Regions from separate parts of the Homo sapiens genome. Here region 2 is linked to region 1. Evidence: read pairs that join two places in POLR2A ChIA-PET (ENCODE). Cell type or tissue: OCI-LY7. All regions are shown on one strand. Each heading gives the region's core, and the rest is flanking DNA. Links, peaks and the distances in the headings are about the cores only.

Region 1 (2,910 bases), core at 234-2,733:
TTCCTCCTTATTTTTCCAGGCTTACCACTGGGCTTAACATCATCTTGATAAATATACGAGTGAGGGAAGGAATAGGAGGGCAGAGACAAGGAAGAGCAACCCAACTCTTTGCCTCAAGGCCTACAAGAGTCCCGTTGGAGCTCCAGATCACAAACCTTGTCCATCCCCCTATTTGCAGGACCAGATCCCACAATATTCACTCTGCACAGAGAGCCAGGAAAATGAAATGTCTGCCTCCTCTGGGCCCAACTTTTCCTCCATGTGGTCCTGACACAAAAAGGCTTTCAAGGAACCGTATCCTGTCAGAGCAGAAAGGGACTCACAGGTCCACTAAATCCAGCCTCTCATTTCATAGACCCAGAGAGGAGGAGTGACTTGTCTCTGGATGACCGGTCCACACTGCAAGCTTCCTGCCCTGGGGGTGGTAGAATCTGGTGCTGCCACCCCTCCCCTGCAGGCAGATCCCATGGGAGTCTGTCTGGGCAGGCGGTGGCAGAATAGCACCCACTCAGGGAAGCATCCATGCTCCACTGGGCTTCTGAGTTCTGTGTTTCTCTGGCCAGGCAGAGAGGGGCGGTGGAGCTCAAAACACAGGCCCAACAGATGGTTTCTATTTGCAGCCACTGAGGCTGGTCTGTGCCAGACTCCTGACCTATTTTGAGGAACTGAGGGCCCTGCTGGCTCAGAGATGGCCTCCAACTTGCACCCCCTTAGCCCAAAGTCTGGCAGGGGATCAAATGGGTGGTTCAAGACCAGTGGGGAGAGGAGTGAAGGTGGAAAACCTTTGAAAATGAGGCCAGGGTGGATGGTCTGCAAGCTCGAGCTCTGGGGAACAGATCCTTGGAGTGCGAGCCCCAGGTCATCTGCCTCAGAATCACCTGAAGTGTTTGTGGAAATGCAGGCTCCCGGGCCCCACTTCCAGCCTGCAGAATCACACACTGTGGGAATGAGCTAGGAAATGTGCATTTTAACCAAGCCCACCAGGTGCTTCCTGTTTGGGATCTTTGCTGTTCAATGGACTGCCTGTGGACCAATAGCACTGGCATTACCTGGGAGCTGGTTAGAAATGGAGAATCCCAGGCCCCACCCTTGACTCAAATGAGAATCTATGGTTGAACACGGTGGTGGTCCAGGTGGTTCACATAGATGATTCAGTTGGGTATCACTCTCCAGCTCAGTGCTTCTCAAACTTGCAGGTGCATCACAATTACCCGGTGGGCTTGTGAAAACATAGATTGCTGAGGCCCACAGTTTCTGATTCAGGAAGTCGAGGGTGGGGCCCGAGAATCTGCATCCCTAACACGTTGCCAGGTGATGCTGAAGCTATTGGTCCCGGAACCAGACTTTGGTCCCTGAGTGGCATTGCAAGGAGCACTGGGCCCTCTGAAACTTCAGCTCTGTGACTTTGCATCTGTCCCTTTACCTCCCAGTTCCTCCATCAGAAAAATGGATATAATTCATATTTTTCCTAGGATAGTTATGAGGATCCAGTGAAATAATACTGTGTGTGAACATGCTTTGCTAACTGTGACTGCTCAACAAAGATTATTTTATCAGTCAATCTGCACCTTCAAAAGTGCTTTGGGTTTGCCCCTGACAACCACCCTGCCGGCCAGCGAGTGAGTAAAAGAGCTGGGCCTAATGCATCCCTCGAGGGCTTTCTTCTGCATTTCTAGACTGTCATGCACAAGATCATGCAAACACCAAGTGCTCAATAAGGGCTGGTGGAGTTAAACCCAGGACTTCTGGTTTTCAGCCCTATTCTCTGTCCACAGCAGGTCCTACTCCTCACCCCCTCCTTCATGGCCTCCGGCTTCTTGGTAGGTGAGGCTGAGCAACTTTTTTAAAAGGCTGTTTCATAGTCCAGGCCAAAGGCTGAGCCGGGGAGATGCCAGGCATAGCTGCCACTGCCGAGGCTCCCTGCCTGTGACATGCCCTGACCGACTCTCAGGATAACCGGGATCCCGTGTTCAGAGTGCCTGGCCTGGCCCCTGGCCCACAGACCAAGACGTTGCTCCCTGTCACCTGGCAATGCAGAAAAAGATGGACTGATAAACTGTCCCCAGGGGAATGTGGTAACTGGTGATGGGCCTTCCCCTTCCCAAGAGATAATCTATCTACATTACAGCCAGGGGATGGCATGGAAGAGAAGGACGATCTGCCGGCTCCGTTGTAGTATCTCTGTTAGAGTAAAAGGAAGCCCATCTCTCAGTGCCCCAAATGTGAGAAAGGAGAAGTTGAAGTTCTTTATATTGCTGCTAATCATTTTGGGTATAAAAAAGGATAGTAAATCAACTTGCCCATAAAGAAATAGATACCAGGCCTCATGCACAGAGCTTACTTGGAGATAAATTCTTTGCACTGTCCACCCTGTGCTGTCCCCAAGGAGTGAGTGTGTGTGTGTGTGTGTGTGTGTGTGTGTGTATGTTGGAGTAACCATTTCCTCTTGGACTTTGGAAACAATTCAAGGGGCCTCACCAGCTGAGGGTCTAGAAACTAGAGCAGAAACTTTTTTTTTAAATTAAACTTAATGGTACTGAGGAAATCAATGGGTTTTTGTTTGAAAACATCCGTGATAACTGTCTCATGATGTTCTCCACCTCTCACTCCCTGCCTTGTAAAAAGAATCCAGTAGTTAATTTAGGACCCAGCAAGGAAAGAGGAGTCTTGCTGGGATCTGTGGCCAACAGTTCCCCTACAATGCCCTCTGTTCCCCCAGTTCACAAGGGAGGCCGCCTCATTCTAGGTGGTCATGTAGCATTCTGCATGACTGTCCAGCACACAGCTCTGCTCCATAGAAGTGACCCACACTCAATGGTGACAGCTAAACCAACCAGCTCCTCCCCTTGAAGGGTTTAAATGTGGGCTACATTGCACCACTAGTTGGTGGCAGAGGCAGAAGCCATAAGC
Region 2 (2,910 bases), core at 222-2,721, 200 kb before region 1:
ACTTGCATTTCTAAAATGTCCATTTGATTCCTATTCATAGATTCAAATGATCGGTTAAAGTACTTTTTCATCCATGTTATCCATCTTTCCAATTTTTTAAAACATACTCATGATCATTATTTTGAAATCCTTGTCCACTAACTCTTGTATCTGAATCATCTCTGGGTCTGCTTCTTTTACTATTTTATCTCCTGATTGGTTGTTTCTTCCTTTTTCTTTTTTTGTTGCATGTTCAGTGACTTTTTTTTGTATGCTGTATATAGTGATTAATACAGTGGATGGGCTCTAGATTATATTCTTCTGAATGTTGAATCTTGTTCTAGCAGCAAGTGTCTATTTAAATTTAGCCCTCATATGACATAATTGACACATCTTTTATCTGAGAATTATAAAATTTGATCATGATCATATTGTAGCCTCTCAAAGTGCTCTAGAAATTGTCAGTGGTTTACATGAAGTGGCCATGGGTGTCCAGAGAACCCTGAAACTGTATCAAATTTGTACATATTTCCAAACATTTTTATTTTATTTATTTTCAAGATATGCAGCAAGTTTAATACCTGAAGGTTAACAGAAATGGCAACAGGACACAGATGCAATGCTACAGTAAAATGGGGCTGGGGGTAGAAGGGGGCAGAGGGACACTGGATATCATCACGCCAACCAGTGAATGACTCCTCTGGTACCCTGAGGTCATGAGACACTTGACCGTGTCACGAAGTATGGAGTAAACTAACAACTCTGAAAGACAAGTAGCTGGCAGCATTGCTGAGATTAGACTAGGGGCCAGGGCCTGGAGCTTTGTCACAGAGTGTTGATGCTCAAGGATGCCTGGGCTCAAGAGTGTTTTGGTCAGCATTTTAACATGAGGAGAAGGGCTTCTTCAGGACATACTCCCTTCTCTTAACATGAGGTGAAGAAACCCATCCCATTCTGGGTAATGGGGCCCCATAATACCTTGGTCTTTTGATATACACTACACACCACTGTGCCCCCCCCAGCCAGCTTCAATCTGTCTGCTAAGCACCCACTTTGCAAATGGATCTCAGAGAGAAGAAATCCAGAGGAGGTGGGAGGAGCACCGTGGTGGGATTTGAGGAACAGGAGTTGGCCAAAGGAGCAGATGTGTCCCATGTCGGGTCCCTCCTAGGCATGGTAAAGACTGCTATTGCTCAGAAGCACCTTTTCCCCAGGTTTGAAGGCTGGTATCCCAAGGTAGGGGCAGCTGGCACAGTGGAAACTATTGCCCAGATAGCAGTTTCCACAAGCTGACTTGGGTTGGGAGCTCATCTGCTCCCTTGACTTCTCTTTTTCCAGTTCTTCGGCAAGGCCACGGGTGCAGCTCTGGCAGGTCTTCCTCTTTTTCCCTTCCCCACAAGGAGCAGCCTGCAGGGAAGTCGGATCTGGCTTCTTCAAATCTTCTGGATCCAGCAGCTCCTCTGAGTCAATGAGATCCATGCTGTCATCCTCCATATCATTGGCTGAGAGGGTCCACAGCTTGGCAGCAGCAGGGTACCCAGCAGGCTTCACTGAAGGAGATGACTTCTTGGTGATGGAAAGCTTAAGCTGACTAGAAGAACTCACTTCAAAGTTGTTTTTTGTTTTTTTTTTTTTGCTTGTGATCTGAACAAAGAGCAGGCTGTCACTTTCATGACCCAGGTGTTCTTGAACAGACTGTACCTCCTCAGGGCTTAAGGGCTCCCATGGCAGCTCTTTCACTTCCACAAGACCGGAAGCAGTCAGGGCTGAACACAGCTTGCTGTCTTCGCTTTGCTGTTGTTATCTACAGCTGGATCTACTGGTTCTTTCAGAAAAAGACATCCACTAGGCCGAAGGATCCGGGCAATTTCAGCCAAAATCTCAGCACTCAGTAGAGTGGTGCTTCCCAGGACTAAACCCAACAAAATAATGTCAAAGCTGGATTATTTGTGGGCAGACTGCAACAGCTGGTTGTTTTCCACAGACACGCGGCCCTCATTGCCAGTTAACACTTGAAGCTTATCCACCAGATCTTTCAGAGCCTGCACTGGGGATGACTTATCCCAGACCACTGCCACAAACTGGCCAGCAGAGATCCCAAAATCTGCCATTCCTGCAGTGCAGTGCTGATGGACCTAAAAACTGCCGCCTGGGCTCGCTCCCAGCTTCTCCTCAGCCGTCGACCCCACACAAACATTTTCAAAATGAAAAGGCACTCTCGTGTTCTCCTCCCTCTGTGCACTTTGCTATTGGTGTGTGACAAGGCATCTAAAGATGTTTCTGTTTTTTTTTTTTTTTTTTTGGTAAGGTGGTATTAACTATATGGTTATTGGCTAGAAATTCTAAGTTATCAATTGTGTGTGTGTGTGTGTGTATATATATATATATATTTGTAAAAAGAACAAAACAAACGAGACGAACTCGGATGCTCCTTGCTTGGCATCGAGGCTGTGGAGAAGATGCCTTTTGGAGGGGCGATAGCTCAGAACCTGCACTGTGAGGCTGGGCCTGTTGACTCTGCAGTGGCATCCATTTAGCTTCAGGTTGTCTTGTTTCTGTATATAATGACAGCATTCTGCTGCCATCTTAGCCGTGGACAATGGGGGATCAGCTGGCATGAGAAGTTTTCTTGTTTCGTTTTGTTTTGTTTTAATTAAGTGGGGTAGTTTTTCAACTGTTTGTTTTTAAACAAACTGTAGAACTCTTCATTGTCAGCAAAGCGAAGAGCCACTGTATCAATGAAAGTTCAAGAACCTTCTGTACTTAAACACAATTTGCTGTTTTGTTATTTTTTGCTTAGAATGTTGAAATGTTTTTGAAGTTAAATAAACAGTATTACATTTAAAAAATAGATAAATAATAAATAAATAAATGTAGCCCTCACTCCTACTGTGTAACACTGGTCATTCATGGTCCATAATCCTAGGATGT

The links. ChIA-PET counts read pairs that join two places held together with the same protein. Peaks named below come from ENCODE experiments on the same cell type or tissue, not always from the same donor. Only the 100,000 strongest peaks of a DNase experiment are listed, where the experiment ranks them.
Region 2: POLR2A ChIA-PET joins it to region 1 with 13 read pairs; 3 of 35 experiments call an interaction of 5 or more read pairs at or near these places.

What each region holds. Positions count from the first base shown.
Region 1 is chr15:68,633,029-68,635,938 of GRCh38, reverse strand. All of the region lies in intron 1 of CORO2B (coronin 2B), which reads right to left. Among named protein-coding and RNA genes, the nearest start is that of CORO2B, 55 kb to the right of the region's middle. In OCI-LY7, for the core only: a CTCF peak has its summit at 599; DNase peaks (open chromatin) are centred at 598, 1,218, 1,658 and 2,188; H3K4me3 peaks cover 2,500 bases; H3K27ac peaks cover 2,500 bases.
Region 2 is chr15:68,832,986-68,835,895 of GRCh38, reverse strand. It overlaps the pseudogene LOC390600. Among named protein-coding and RNA genes, the nearest start is that of ANP32A, 14 kb to the right of the region's middle. In OCI-LY7, for the core only: no CTCF peak of the experiment used is centred there; a DNase peak (open chromatin) is centred at 1,695; H3K4me3 peaks cover 1,409 bases; H3K27ac peaks cover 2,415 bases.